Linked DNA regions of Homo sapiens: region 2 is linked to region 1. Evidence: read pairs that join two places in POLR2A ChIA-PET (ENCODE). Cell type or tissue: MCF 10A. All regions are shown on one strand.

What was found. ChIA-PET counts read pairs that join two places held together with the same protein. Peaks named below come from ENCODE experiments on the same cell type or tissue, not always from the same donor. Only the 100,000 strongest peaks of a DNase experiment are listed, where the experiment ranks them.
Region 2: POLR2A ChIA-PET joins it to region 1 with 5 read pairs; 2 of 35 experiments call an interaction of 5 or more read pairs at or near these places.

What each region holds. Positions count from the first base shown.
Region 1 is chr2:31,492,800-31,500,799 of GRCh38, forward strand. No RefSeq gene overlaps it. Among named protein-coding and RNA genes, the nearest start is that of XDH, 82 kb to the left of the region's middle. RefSeq lists enhancers at 3,283-3,899, 3,900-4,515. In MCF 10A, no CTCF peak of the experiment used is centred here; no DNase peak of the experiment used is centred here.
Region 2 is chr2:31,427,090-31,435,089 of GRCh38, forward strand. No RefSeq gene overlaps it. Among named protein-coding and RNA genes, the nearest start is that of XDH, 16 kb to the left of the region's middle. RefSeq lists an enhancer at 2,547-3,746. In MCF 10A, no CTCF peak of the experiment used is centred here; DNase peaks (open chromatin) are centred at 1,062, 2,892 and 3,232.

The DNA of each region.
Region 1 (8,000 bases):
CATAACAAACCTGCACATTGTGTACATGTACTCTAGAACTTAAAGTATAATAATAATAATAAATCAATGAATCCAGGAGCTGTTTTTTCTAAAAGATCAACAAAATAGATAGATCACTAACAAGACTAATAAAGAAGAGAAGAGAGAAGAATCAAATAGATGCAATAAAAAATGATAAAGGGGATATCACCACCAATCCCACAGAAATAAAACTACTATCAGAGAATACTATAAACAACTCTATGCAAATAAACTAGAAAATCTAGAAGAAATCAATAAATTCCTGGACGCATACTCCCTCCCAAGACTAAACCAGGAAGAAGTTGAATCTCCTAATAGACCAATAACAGGTTCTGAAATTGAGGCAATAATTAAGAGCCTACCAACCAAAAAAAGTCTAGGACCAGACGGATTCACAGCCAAATTCTACCAGAGGTACAAAGAGGAGCTGGTACCATTCCTTCAGAAACTATTCCAACCAATAGAAAAACAGGGAATCCTCCCTGACTCATTTTATGAGGCTGGCATCATCCTGATACCAAAGCCTGGCAGAGACACACACACAAAAAAGAGAATTTTAGGCCAATATCCCTGATGAATATCGATGCAAAAATCCTCAATATAATACTGGCAAACCGAATCCAGAAGCATATCAAACAGCTTATCCACCACAATCAAGTCAGCTTCATCCCTGGGATGCAAGGCTGGTTCAACATATGCAAATCAATAAACATAATCCATCACATAAACAGAACCAATGACAAAAACCACATGATTATCTCAACAGATGCAGAAAAGGCCTTTGACAAAATTCAACAGCGCTTCATGCCAAAAACTCTTAATAAACTAGGTATTGTTGGAACGTATCTCAAACAAGAAAAGGATGCCCTCTCTCACCACTCCTATTCCACATAGTGTTGGAGGTTCAGGCCAGGGCAATCAGACAAGAGAAAGAAATAAAGGGTATTCACTTAGGAAAAGAGGAAATCAAATAGTCTCTGTTTGCAGATGACATGATTGTATATTTAGAAAACCCCATCATCTCAGCCCAAAATCTCCTTAAGCTAATAAGCAACTTCAGCAAAGTCTCAAGATACAAAATCAACTTGCAAAAATCACAAGCATTCCTATACACCAATAACAGACAAACAGAGAGCCAAATCATGAGTGAACTCCCATTCACAATTGCTTCCAAGAGAATAAAATACCTAGGAATCCAACTTACAAGGGATGTGAAGGACCTCTTCAAGGAGAACTACAAACCACTGCTCAACGAAATAATAGAGGACACAAACAAATGAAAGAACATTCCATGTTCATGGGTAGGAAGAATCAATATCATGAAAATGGCCATACTGCCCAAGGTAAGTTATAGATTCAATGCTCTCTGTATCAAGCTGCCACTGACTTCCTTCACAGATTTGGAAAAAACTACTTTAAAGTTCATATGGAACCAAAAAACAGCCTGTGTAGCCAAGACAACCCTAAGCAAAAAGAACAAAGCTGGAGGCATCACGCTATGTGACTTCAAACTGTACTACAAGACTACAATAACCAAAACAGCATGGTACTGGTACCAAAACAGAGATATAGACCAACGGAACAGAACAGAGACCTCAGAAATAATACCACACATCTACAACCATCTGATCTTTGACAAACCTGACAAAAACAAGAAATGGGGAAAGGATTCCCCTATTTAACAAATGGTGCTGGGAAACTGGCTAGCAATGTGGAAAGGATTCCCTATTTAATAAATGGTGCTGGGAAACTGGCTAGCAATATGAGAAAGCTGAAACTGCATCCCTTCCTTACACCATATACAAAAGTTAACTCAAGATTGGTTAAAGACTTAAATGTAAGACCTAAGACCATAAAAACCCTAGAAGAAAACCTAGGCAATATCATTCAGGACATAGGCATGGGCAAAGGCTTCATGACTAAAACACCAAAAGCAATGGCAACAAAAGCTAAAATAGACAAAGGGGATCTAATTAAACTAAAGAGCTTCTACACAGCAAAAGAAACTATCATCAGAGTGAACAGGCAACGTACAGAATGGGAGAAAATTGTTGCAATCTACCCATCTGACAAAGGGCTAATATCCAGAATCTACAAAGAACTTAAACAAATTTACAAGAAAAAATCAAACAACCCCATCAAAAAGTGGGCAAAGGATATGAACAGACACTTCTCAAAAGAAGACATTTATGCAGCCAACAGACACATGAAAAAATGCTCACCATCACTGGCCACCAGAGAAATGTAAATCAAAACCACAATGAGATACCATCTCACACCAGTTAGAATGGCGATCATTAAAAAGTCAGGAAACGACAGGTGCTGGAGAGGATGTGGAGTAATAAGAATGCTTTTACACTGTTGGTGGGAGTGGAAATTAGTTCAACCATTGTGGAAGACAGTGTGGCAATTCCTCAAGGATCTAGAAATAGAAATACCATTTGACCCAGCAATCCCATTACTGGGTATATACCCAAAGGATTATAAATCATGCTACTATAAAGACACATGCACACGTATGTTTATTGTGGCACTATCCACAATAGCAAAGTCTTGGAACCAATCCAAATGTCCATCAATGATAGACTGGATTAAGACAATGTGGCACATATACACCATGGAATACTATGCAGCCATAAAAAAGGATGAGTTCATGTCCTTTGCAGACACATGGATGAAGCTGGAAACCATCATTCTCAGCAAACTAACACAAGAACAGAAACCCAAACACCGCATGTTCTCACTCATAGGTTGGAGTTAAACAATAAGAACACATGGACACAGGACAGGGAACATCACACCCTGGGGCCTGTCGGGGTGGGGAGCAGGGGGAGGGATAGCATTAGGAGAAATAGCTAATGTAAATGACGAGTTGATGGGTGTAGCAAACCAACATGGCACATGTATACCTATGTAACAAACCTGCAAGTTGTGCACAAGTACCCTGGAACTTAAAGTATAAATAATAAAAAAAATATATATATACGTATTTTTTTACTTCCCCCATGGTCAGTCTTGCTTGAGGTTTGTCTAGTTTGTCTCTTCAAATAACTGATTTTTAGTATTGTTAAGTCTAAGTTTTGTTTATTTTCATAATTCATTACTTAATTATTTCCTCTTTTCTGTGTTTACACAGGGTTTCTACATAAATATCAGTAGCAACTTTATTTGTAGCAGACAAAATGTGGAAACAATTCAAACACCCATCAACAAGTGAATGAACAACAGATTGTGGTATCCTAATTTGTCATTGAAATACTACTCATGTAAAAAAACTCTATTAATACACAAAACAGCATAGCCATAACTCAAAAACATTATGCTATTTCCTAAGTGAAAAATAAAGTTTATATTGCATAATCCTATTCATATGAAATTTCAGAAAAGACAAACTAATCAAGAGTGACAAAAACATCAATGATTGATTGAAGTTGAGATGAGTATGGGGTCATTACTGACTGGTAAGGGGTAAGAGAGTGATGAAAATATTCTATATCTGATTTATTAGTCTGTTTTCACATTGCTGATAAAGACATACCTGGAGGAGCCAAGATGGCTGAATAGGAACAGCTCCGGTCTACAGCTCCCAGCATGAGCGACGCAAAAGACAGGTGATTTCTGCATTTCCATCTGAGGTACCGGGTTCATCTCACTAGGGAGTGCCAGACAGTGGGCGCAAGACAGTGGGTGGAGCGCACCGTGTGCGAGCCGAAGCAGGGCGAGGCAAGGGGTGACAGACAGCACCTGGAAAGTCGCGTCACTCCCACCCGCATACTGTGCTTTTCCGACGGGCTTAGGAAATGGCGCACCAGGAGATTATACCCGGCACCTGGCTCGGAGGGTCCTACGCCCACGGAGTCTCGCTGATTGCTAGCACAGCAGTCTGAGATCAAACTGCAAGGCGCAGCGAGGCTGGGGGAGGGGCACCCGCCATTGCCCAGGCTTGCTTAGGTAATCAAAGCAGCTGGGAAGCTGGAACTGGGTGGAGCCCACCACAGCTCAAGGAGGCCTGCCTGCCTCCATAGGCTCCACCTCTAGGGGCAGGGCACAGACAAACAAAAAGACAGCAGTAACCTCTGCAGACTTAAATGTCCCTGTCTGACAGCTTTGAAGAGAGCAGTGGTTCTCCCAGCATGCAGCTGGAGATCTGAGAAGGGGCAGACTGCCTCCTCAAGTGGGTCCCTGACCCCTGACCCCCGAGCAGCCTAACTGGGAGGCACCCCCCGGTAGGGGCAGACTGACACCTCACACGGCCAGGTCCTCCTCTGAGACAAAACTTCCAGAGGAACGATCAGACAGCAGCATTCGCAGTTCACGAAAATCCACTGTTCTGCAGACACGCTGCTGATACCCAGGCAAACAGGGCCTGGAGTGGACCTCTAGCAAACTCCAACAGACCTGCAGCTGAGGGTCCTGTCTGTTAGAAGGAAAACTAACAAACAGAAAGGACATCCACACCAAAAACCCATCTGTACATCACCATCATCAAAGACCAAAAGTAGATAAAACCACAAAAATGAGGAAAAAACAGAGCAGAAAAACTGGAAACTCTAAAAAGCAGAGCACCTCTCCTCCTCCAAAGGAACGCAGTTCCTCACCAGCAATGGAACAAAGCTGGACGGAGAATGACTTTGACGAGTTGAGAGAAGAAGGTTTCAGACGATCAAACTACTCCAAGCTACAGGAGGAAATTGAAACCAAAGGCCAAGAAGTTGAAAACTTGGAAAAAAATTTAGACAAATGTATAACTAGAATAACCAATATAGAGAAGTGCTTAAAGGAGCTGATGGAGCTGAAAGCCAAGGCTCGAGAACTACATGAAGAATGCAGAAGCCTCAGGAGCCGATGCGATCAACTGGAAGAAAGGGTATCAGTAATGGAAGATGAAATGAATGAAATGAAGCAAGAAGGGAAGTTTAGAGAAAAAAGAATAAAAAGAAATGAACAAAGCCTCCAAGAAATATGGGACTATGTGAAAAGACCAAATCTACCTCCGATTGATGTACCTGAAAGTGACAGGGAGAATGGAACCAAGTTGGAAAACACTCTGCAGGATGTTATCCAGGAGAACTTCCCCAACCTAGCAAGGCAGGCCAACATTCAGATTCAGGAAATACAGAGAATGCCACAAAGATACTCCTCGAGAAGAGCAACTCCAAGACACATAATTGTCAGATTCACCAAAGTTGAAATGAAGGAAAAAATGTTGAGGGCAGCCAGAGAGAAAGGTCGGCTTACCCACAAAGGGAAGCCCATCAGAATAACAGCAGATCTCTTGGCAGAAACTCTACAAGCCAGAAGAGAGTGGGGACCAATATTCAACATTCTTAAAGAAAAGAATTTTCAACCCAGAATTTCATATCCAGCCAAACTAAGCTTCATAAGTGAAGGAGAAATAAAATACTTTACAGACAAGCAAATGCTGAGAGATTTTGTCACCACCAGGCCTGCCCTAAAAGAGCTCCTGAAGGAAGCACTAAACATGGAAAGGAACAACCGGTACCAGCCGCTGCAAAATCATGCCAAAATGTAAAGACCATCGAGACTAAGAAGAAACTGCATCAACTAACGAGCAAAATAACCAGCTAACATCATCATGACAGGATCAAATTCAAACATAACAATATTAACTTTAAATGTAAATGTGCTAAATGCCCCAATTAAAAGACACAGACTGGCAAATTGGATAAGGACTCAAGACCCATCAGTGTGCTATATTCAGGAAACCAATCTCACATGCAGAGACACACACAGGCTCAAAATGAAAGGATGGAGGAAGATCTACCAAGCAAATGGAAAACAAAAAAAGGCAGGGGTTGCAATCCTAGTCTCTGACAAAACAGACTTTAAACCAACAAAGATCAAAAGAGACAAAGAAGGCCATTACATAATGGTAAAGGGATCAATTCAGCAAGAAGAGCTAACTATCCTAAATATATATGCACCCAATACAGGAGCACCCAGATTCATAAAGCAAGTCCTGAGTGACCTACAAAGAGACTTAGACTCCCACACAATAATAATGGCAGACTTTAACACCCCACTGTCAACATTAGACAGATTGACGAGACAGAAAGTTAACAAGGATACCCAGGAATTGAACTCAGCTCTGCACTAAGCGGACCTAATAGACATCTACAGAACTCTCCCCCCAAATCAACAGAATATACATTTTTTTCAGCACCACACCTATTCCAAAATTGACCACATAGTTGGAAGTAAAGCTCTCCTCAGCAAATGTAAAAGAACAGAAATTATAACAAACTATCTCTCAGACCACAGTGCAATCAAACTAGAACTCAGGATTAAGAAACTCACTCAAAACCACTCAACTACATGGAAACTGAACAACCTGCTCCTGAATGACTACTGGGTACATAACGAAATGAAGGCAGAAATAAAGATGTTCTTTGAAACCAACGAGAACAAAGACACAACATACCAGCATCTCTGGGACACATGCAAAGCAGTGTGTAGAGGGAAATTTATAGCACTAAATGCCCACAAGAGAAAGCAGGAAAGATCCAAAATTGACACCCTAACATCACAATTAAAAGAACTAGAAAAGCAAGAGCAAACACATTCAAAAGCTAGCAGAAGGCAAGAAATAACTAAAATCAGAGCAGAACTGAAGGAGATAGAGACACAAAAAACTCTTCAAAAAATCAATGAATCCAGGAGCTGTTTTTTGAAAGGATCAACAAAACTGATAGACCGCTAGCAAGACTAATAAAGAAGAAAAGAGAGAAGAATCAAATAAACGCAATAAAAAATGATAAAGGGGATATCACCACCGATCCCACAGAAATACAAACTACCATCAGAGAATACTACAAACACCTCTCCGCAAATAAACTAGAAAATCTAGAAGAAATGGATAAATTCCTCGACACATACACTCTCCCAAGACTAAACCAGAAAGAAGTTGAATCTCTGAATAGACCAATAACAGGAGCTGAAATTGTGCCAATAATCAACAGCTTACCAACCAAAAAGAGTTCAGGACTAGATGGATTCACAGCCGAATTCTACCAGAGGTACAAGGAGGAACTGGTACCATTCCTTCTGAAACTATTCCAATGAATAGAAAAAGAGGGAATCCTCCCTAACTCATTTTATGAGGCCAGCATCATCCTGATACCAAAGCCGGGCAGAGACACAACAAAAAAAGAGAATTTTAGACCAATATCCTTGATGAACATTGATGCAAAAATCCTCAATAAAATACTAGCAAACCAAATCCAGCAGCACATCAAAAAGCTTATCCACCACGATCAAGTGGGCTTCATCCCTGGGATGCAAGGCTGATTCAATATATGCATATCAATAAATGTAATCCAGCATATAAACAGAACCAAAGACAAAAACCACATGATTATCTCAATAGATGCAGAAAAGGCCTTTGACAAAATTCAACAACCCTTCATGCTAAAAACTCTCAATAAATTAGGTATTGATGGGACGTATCTCAAAATAATAAGAGCTATCTATGACAAACCCACAGCCAATATCATACTGAATGGGCAAAAACTGGAAGCATTCCCTTTGAAAACTGGCACAAGACAGGGATGCCCTCTCTCACCACTCCTATTCAACATAGTGTTGGAAGTTCTGGCCAGGGCAATCAGGCAGGAGAAGGAAATAAAGGGTATTCAATTAGGAAAAGAGGAAGTCAAATTGTCCCTGTTTGCAGATGACATGATTGTATATCTAGAAAACCCCATTGTCTCAGCCCAAAATCCCCTTAAGCTGATAAGCAACTTCAGCAAAGTCTCAGGATACAAAATCAATGTACAAAAATCACAAGCATTCTTATACACCAATAACAGACAAACAGAGAGCCAAATCATGAGTGAACTCCCATTCACAATTGCTTCAAAGAGAATAAAATACCTAGGAATCCAACTTACAAGGGACGTGAAGGACCTCTTCAAGGAGAACTACAAACCACTGCTCAATGAAATAAAAGAGGATACAAA
Region 2 (8,000 bases), 66 kb before region 1:
GCCTTTGTTATAAACAGACAGAGGCCCCATTTAACTGGTCTAGAGAATTTTGGAACCAAACATGAGGTTGTGATGAAACCATGGAAAGAGTCCCAGTCTAGGAAAAGAGAGACTCAGGTGAAAGCCAAGGATTTGCTCCTCTCTCTGTCACTTTTGGCAAGCCCCTTTCCCATCTATAAAACTTCAAGGACCCTTCCAGCTCTAACATTTATGGATATTATGACATAATACCTGTGTGTGTGTGTGTGTGTGTGTGTGTGTGTGTGTGTGTGTGTGTGTGTGCATGTGTGGTGTGTTTGCATCCTCCTTTCTGGTGGCCTTTTTATTCACACCATCTGATCCTCACCCATTTCTGAGCAAGTTGGGTCCATGCTACAGGATATTCCCACTTGTCCAGCATTGGAATAGCTGGAATGCTAAGGAAAAGAGTATAATACCAGATTATGAAAGTTCTGCAGTCCATTTTGTGGTTTTTTATTTGTTTTTTTTTTGAGATGGAGTCTTGCTGTGTTGCCCAGGCTGAAGTGCAGTGGTGCAATCTTGGCTCACTGCAACCTCTACCTCCTGAGTTCAAGCGTTTATCCTACCTCAGCCTCCCGAGTAGCTGGGATTACAGGCATGCATCACTACACCTGGCTAATTTTTGTATTTTTGGTAGAGCCTGGCCTTCACCATGTTGGCTAGGCTGGTCTTGAACTCCTGGCCTCAAGTGATCCACATGTCTCAGCCTCCCAAAGTGCTGGGCTTATAGGCGTAAACCACCATGCCCAGACTGTGCTTGTCGTTTTCATGTAACTGTTTGAACCAGTATTTCCTAATATAGAATATCCTTGAGTAATCCTCCTTTTCGTAAGCCTCTGAAATTTTCTTGATATTCTTGTAGCATGACAAAATATACTGTCATCCTAAGACTCTTGTCCACCAAGGGATAGAGTGCATTCTCTATCCACTGGGAAATGGAGGTGATAAGAACACTTCCTGCTGACAAAGTCTGATGCTTCTACCAACTCAGCCCAGTAACTCTGAAAGTGGACTCACCAAAGACAGAAGTGGCTCACAGCCCCACCTGGAGGCCCAGACAAGAGGTGGCTCTGCCCTGGGTCTGCTCTTTAGAGGGCTCTACTCTGGCATGCCTGTGGCTATGCCTCTCCCCACTGGGTGAGAAGTTCATTGCGCCTACGGAATGTGACCATTCAGAGCCTATGTCACTTTCTGTTTACAGCACTCCCCGTGGATCAGGGCCCCTGCCCAGTGACCTCCAGCTCACTCCCAAGGCCCAGTCTGGCCATTTCCCTTGGCCTATCACCGCAGAGGGGACCTGTGCTTCTGGTATGTCCACCACTTGGCTCCCAAGATGTATATCTCTAGGTGCCCTGGGGTGACGACTGGGGCAGTGGGCATACCTTAGATATGTGGACCATATTATCCACCCATGTGCTTGAGAGAGGATTGTCACAGAATGGGGCAAAGCTAGGGATGAGAAGTCAAGTTAGGGAGGGGAGACAGTATGGTGAGGACAGGGGAAACCAGTTTTCTGGAGAGTCTGAAAATGATCAATTATAACCTGATCTTCAGGGTTATTATGAAAGTATACTTGTCAAGTGAGGAGCATAGAAATTCTGATTTAACATTTTTTAAAGTTAGTTTACAACTGTTAAGAATGAAAACACCTAGCTGATGAGCTTCCATTTGTACCCTTGCCTTGAGCCCTGCAAATGTGGGAGAGGGCCTGGAAAGTGGTACTGTTCCCACAGCTTGAATAAATACAATCAAGGAGGACGGAAAGATGTTGAGAAGTTGCAAAGATGCACAGTTTAGGGGGAAATCCCTCCTAAAACTCAAAGCAATGCAAACAGAAGGACTCCAAAGGCACTGAGGATTCACAGAGCCCAGCACAACCCGCCCTGGCCTCAGCACACAAGCTTGTGCCATCTGGACCCATGTGGACCCAGCCCACCTTCCAGCCTCATTTCCCACTACCTCACCCACACAAACCATCTTTGGCCACAATAGACTACTCTTTGCTCCCTGAACTTACTGCCAGTTTTACACCTCAATGCTTTTGCCCAGGTCATTTGCTCAGCCTAGAACTCCCTTTCCCCTAATAAAATCATGTAAAGCTCAGCTTAAATGCAACCAGCTCTTAAAAGCCTATGACCTTGGACTCCCCACACAACCACACCTAGGGAAACTCACTGGTCTTTCATTCATGTCCATTGTTATTTTATACCTATGTCTATTATGGCATATCACACAGAAACCAGATCTTACTTGTTTTTGAATCCACATTAACATGTAGTAGTGGTCAGTAAATACTTGCTCAATGACTTCTGCTCAGTAAAGAAAAGCCACTGATTCTTCTCAAACAGTCTACCTAAGGTTGCTTCCCTCTCACCCGGAAGAGAAAGTCGTCTTGTGCTTATTCTCCTCATCACTCTTCTCCTTTTTCTTCCTCTTCGCCATTGTTATGACCATGCACTGTGGTTTAATATGGTTTTCTTGTTTATTTATATACATCAATTCATGGCAGCTTCATATATGTGATATTGTAAGTCTCATTTTCTCCTGAAGAAATAGTTTCTGAGAGTGACGAAGCAGCAGAACTTTCACTTGAAGCCCACTTGTTAGTTCTAGAATCAGCACTCCTTCTACTCCACTAGATCCCTGAGGTTCAGACCTGAGCACTCAGGTGGGTCTCACGACAGAGCAGCTGATGCAGGGCCTGGTGGAGGATCCACACAGAGATTTAATCAGCAGTGGATTGGGGCCAAGAAGGAAGAGTCAGGAAGGAAATCCCCAATGTGTGAAAAACAAAACCACAACAATCAACAATGAAAATCCAGGGACAGGGAAGTGAGTTCCACCTAAATAAACCCCAATCATTGGACATGCTGGCTTAAGTGAACTAGGACTTTCCAGAAAACGGGAGGTCACATGGGAGTGACTCAAGGTTTCAACCTCTGAGGGCAATGATTGCTGGAAACTATCTCACAAGGAACACTTCTGAAGGGATTTGGAAAGAATGCTTGCTAAAGGAAGGAAGCAGTCCAGAAATGGACAAATGAATCCATAAGGAAGGGCTGAGAAAGGGACAGGTGGGAAAAGCGGTCTCGGTGAAGATGAAGGAGGAAGTCAGAAAGTAGTTCAAAAAAACCAATTCTAGCAGACGGAGGATGAGCCAGGCACTCCTGCCCACCTCTGTGGCCTTGTGGTTTCCTGTGGCATGATGCCAACTTAATTCTACACAAGCCAGGTGAGTCAGTGCTGGCAAGAAGTCACTGAGAATGGGCCAGACCATGGACTTGTCTTCCCCAACTCCACCAAAAGCCCTGGAAAGTGAGACACTCTCTCTCATTTCCCGCTGAGAAAGGAGAAGCCCCTCTGCTTGCTGCTTTTCCCCTCTCAAAGCTCTTCCTAGGTTTCCTCTTTGCCCCTTCAGGAAGCAAAGGTCTCACACTCAAGTCCCTTACTGCTTAGCCGTGCAGTGGGGCAGCTATGATTCACTTTTACATTGTGTTGGAAGCATGGCGCTGCATCAGCATTTGTAGAACCAGATAAGGAATACCTACATTAATACCAACTTGTGTCTGTGAAGGCCAGTTTTCCAGAGCTAAAGAATAAGGCGTGAGAGTCAGATATCAACTGCAAAAATCAGTCATTTGTCTGACCTAAATTAAAGACTCATCTTCACGTGCACAGAACCCGCCTTCTCCCTCAATTAGGGCCTGGAGATCCATCCCTTTCCTGTCAGCACCCACTGAAAAGAGAGGAAACAGCAAGGAAAGGGTGGGAAGACACTGCTTCTGTACAAAGCTTAACAGAACTCAGGTGTGCCATTCAAAATTCCACCAGGAGCTTCCTCAAGGCCCAACTATGACAGGCCTTGAAATGTCCAGCAGAACCACAAGCTGACAATTAGTCACCATCAAGAGCCGGTAGATCAGCTTGAGAAAAGACACGGCAGCAGCCAGCAGGCACAGTGGGTGGCACCGTCTAAGATGTGGATGTCTGTGGCAGCCCCAGCATGTCCCCCTAATTATGGTGTGCTCTTTGACTCAGGAGACATCACCTACAATTAGTTCTGGGACACGTTCTGGGGAGAGGGGCCTGCAGCAGGCTTTTTCTCTTCTGCAGCACCTGTGGTACACAGATAGACACTGGGTGATACCTAGGAAGGTCTCGAGCCAGCAGCTCCAACCGAGCCCTGTGCCTCCCTGGTTTCCTATGGGGGCCCGAAGCTTGTTTTTGCTGGCACAACCTATGCCCGAGTAACCGACAGGAATTGGGAAAGAAGGCTCTGCTGTTTTGACTCCAAAACTTGCCTCTCAGAGCTCTTCCATTACACTTGTAAGAACTAATTTTTGTCACAAAGGAACTATTTTCAGGAGACTGAAAAATATCCTTCAATACCAGACCAGAAGGAAGAGCTTTCAAAGAAAAAGATCCTAGGGATGAGATTTAGAGAAGGAGATATTAGAGATTAGTAGTGGTCTGTGCATTTTCAGTAACATACAGAATGGAAGGGATAGAGAGACAGAGGAGAAGAAGAAGAAGCAAGAATTCAAATGTTTGTAGATCTCAGGTTCACAACTCACTAGCTCTGCATCCATTGGCAAGATCTTTATACTCTCTGACCCTATGTCCCCATTATTTAATGGAGACAGTAATAGTTTCCTTACCTGGTGGTTGTAAGAAGACAATGTTTGTTAATGCCAGGATTAGAGCAAGTATCAAGAAGTGTTTCTGAAAGCAGAAGTTGGAGCTTGGCAGTATTTTATACGTATTTTATGCCACTCTCCCAAAGACTTCCTGGCCGTGTGCACCTACCAATAAAGTAATGATGTTCTCTCAGCACCTTCTAGGGAAAAGGTTCTGAATCCCACATTGAGACACAGCAATGACCACCAGCAGGCAGAGAGAGAGAGAGAGAGCACGAACTCCTCCTGTGAGGCCTGTCTTGGGCCAAACTGTGGAAGTAAGTACTCCTTCCTATCACTTGTGGACTAAGTGGTCTCAGAGATTGGACTAAGTGGTCTCAGATATCCAGGGATCTGGCTGGGTGCGGTGGCTCATGCCTGTGAATCCAGCACTTTGGGAGGCCGAGACGGGCGGATCACAAGGTCAGGAGATGGAGACCATCCTGGCTAACACAATAAAACCCAGTCTCTACTAAAAATACAAAAAAATTAGCTGGGCGTGGTGGCGGGTGCCTGTAGTCCCAGCTTCTCGGGAGGCTGAGGCAGGAGAATGGCATGAACCCAGGAAGCAGAGCTTGCAGTGAGCCGAGATTGCGCCACTGCACTCCAGCCTGGGCGACAGAGCAAGACTCCATCTCAAAAAAAAAAAAAAAAAAAAAAAAAGATATCCAGGGATTCAGGACCCTTACAGATCAGGAGATCAGGTCCTATCCAATAAAAATGCTTAGTGGCCCAAAGGCCAGCAGTATGGATTTGGGTTAGAGGATCAAAGTATAACTGTATTCTCATTCTCTCTCTTTACTAAGACATACATATCTAATATGCTTAATGTTTTGTTCCTGATTCTTTACTGTCTTACTGCATTTGGGCCCAGAGGCCCTGACTTCTCAAGCCTGGAGAGATTCAACCAAACTAAACCTGCCTGGAAGTGATACATATGACTTCTCATATTTTGTTGGCAGAACCAGTTGCAGATAACTTTAAGGAGGTATGTCCATCAGTCAGCTTAGATTGTGTTAAACTGTGGGAATGATCACCCAAGTCTCAAGCATTTATAGAAATAGTGATTTTTTTTTTCTCTCTCATACATCCTGTGGTCATCTAATACCCTGGGCTCCAGGCTGAAGGAGCAGCCTCTATGTGAGACAATGTCACTCTCATTATAGATAGAAAAGAAAGTCTGTGGGCTGATGTAATAGCTCTAATGCTTCTGCTCAGGAGTGGCATTCTTCACTTCTACTTGTGGACCAAAATGAGTTTCATGGTCAATATCTGATACCAGAGAAGCATAATCCTCCTATGTGGAGGGGCACCACCTCTCATGTGGCCAAGACTGATGGCAAAGGTAGGGAAGTAGAATAATCTTATCACACAGAGGCAGCAGATACTGGGGGCAAAACTTAATCTAACACAGCAAGAAAGTATAATCCTATCTATAACTCAAAGTGGAGGGGCATGGGATATTTGTGAATATTAGTGACATCTACCATTACTAGCACTGTAAATGTAAACACAGAGGGCTATCGAATAGAACTTCGTCAGAGTAAACCATACACCCTGCCTGGAGGGGATTTGGGACAGTTACACAGAAAAACAGACAATTGATCCAGGCCTGAGGTTGGAGAACTTATCATTATGTACCTCATATTCATTCAACAAATAATTATGAGCATCTACTAGAGGCCAGGAAGTGCACCCACTGATATACAATGGTAAACAAAACAGGCCTTGTGGAGATCAAATATCTCTAGAGAAAGCTAGCATTAAATAAATATATATTTATTGTAATCAACACACAAATAAATATATATTTATTAATACAAACTGGCCTACAGGTTACAGTAGGAAAGACTGGCCTCTCAGAACTCTTTCAGAGACAGAATAAGGCCACTTTGAGGAAGTATTGTTGGAATTGAGAGTTGACTCAGAGTTAGCCAGGCAAAAAGTGGTGGAAAGAATGTTCCAGGCAGAGCGAACAGGTTGTACAGACTCGCTGAGATGACAAGAGTTTGGTATACCTGAGGGACCAATGAGAGGAGGGAAATTACTGTAGCGAGTGAGTAGAAAAGCAATTCAAGGGGAAGTTGGTGAGGAAAGCTAAAGCATGCCTGAGATCATGTTAAGAGTTTTAGATTGTGTTTTACATGACATAAGACGTTGATAGTATTCAGTGGCTGGGGGAGTTTGTGTGTGAGCATGAGACATTGTCCTATATCCATTTGTTTAATTACCTGGCTACCACATGGAGAGTGGATTGAAGAGAGGCAGGAGTTATTCAGGCAACAGTCAGGCAAAAGATGATGTGACTTGGGTTGGACCTGCGGAGATGGACATGGACATGTGCATAATAATTTTAAGACATGTTTTAGGGGCAGAACTGATAGCAATTTGTGATGAATTAGAATATGTTGGGAGGAGCAATGAGTCAGAAAAAGGTAGCAAGAAAGATGGAGTTGGTTCTTCCTAAGTCCAATTCACCCAGAAGAGAAAGAATGATGAAGGGGTGGGAATAAGGGAATCAAATTTTTTCTTGGGACATGTTCATTGTGAGATTTCTGTGAGCCCTCTGAGATAGAAATGTAGAGTAAGTTGTTGAAAGTGAGAGTCTGGGGCCTGGAATAAAGGTCCAGGCTACAAATGTTTGTTTAAGGATCACAGTATATAGTAAAATCCAAAGTCATGGGAATGGGCGGAATGCAAATTTAAAGCAAGAAGAGAAGAGGATTGTGGACTGCTTGCTCCCTAAATAACTCAAATATTAGAGTTCAGTTGGGGTAGTGGGGAGAAAGGGCTGCTGGCAAAAGAGTCTGAGAAGACCAGAAAGCTGGGAGAAAACTTGGGGGTCTGGTGTTAAGGAAGCCAAGAGATGAAGCATGTTTCCGGAAAGAAGTGTTTAACAGCCTAGACTACCGCAGAAAAGTCCAGTGCGATGAGGACACTGGCTTTGGCAGCACAAAGTGCCCTTCGCAAAATCCATTTCTATGAAATGGAAGAGGCAGAAACCAAAACTGAATACAGTGAGGATTAAATGAGAGGTGAGGATGAGACTGCAGACAACTCTTGCAAGAAGTGCAGTTAAGGGAGACAGAGCATGGGGGCAATAGCTGGGGATGATTAGGATAAAGATGGTAATGTACAAATGTCTGAATAATTATTGGATAAATCCAATAGAGAGTAAAGATGGAAATGTTAACGATGGAACAAAACCGGCTGATATGGCAAAAAGGGGGAGGGATCAGAGCACAAATGGGGAGTCTGACTTTGCAGAGGAAATGAAATCTCTTCCCAGAAACAGTAATGAAG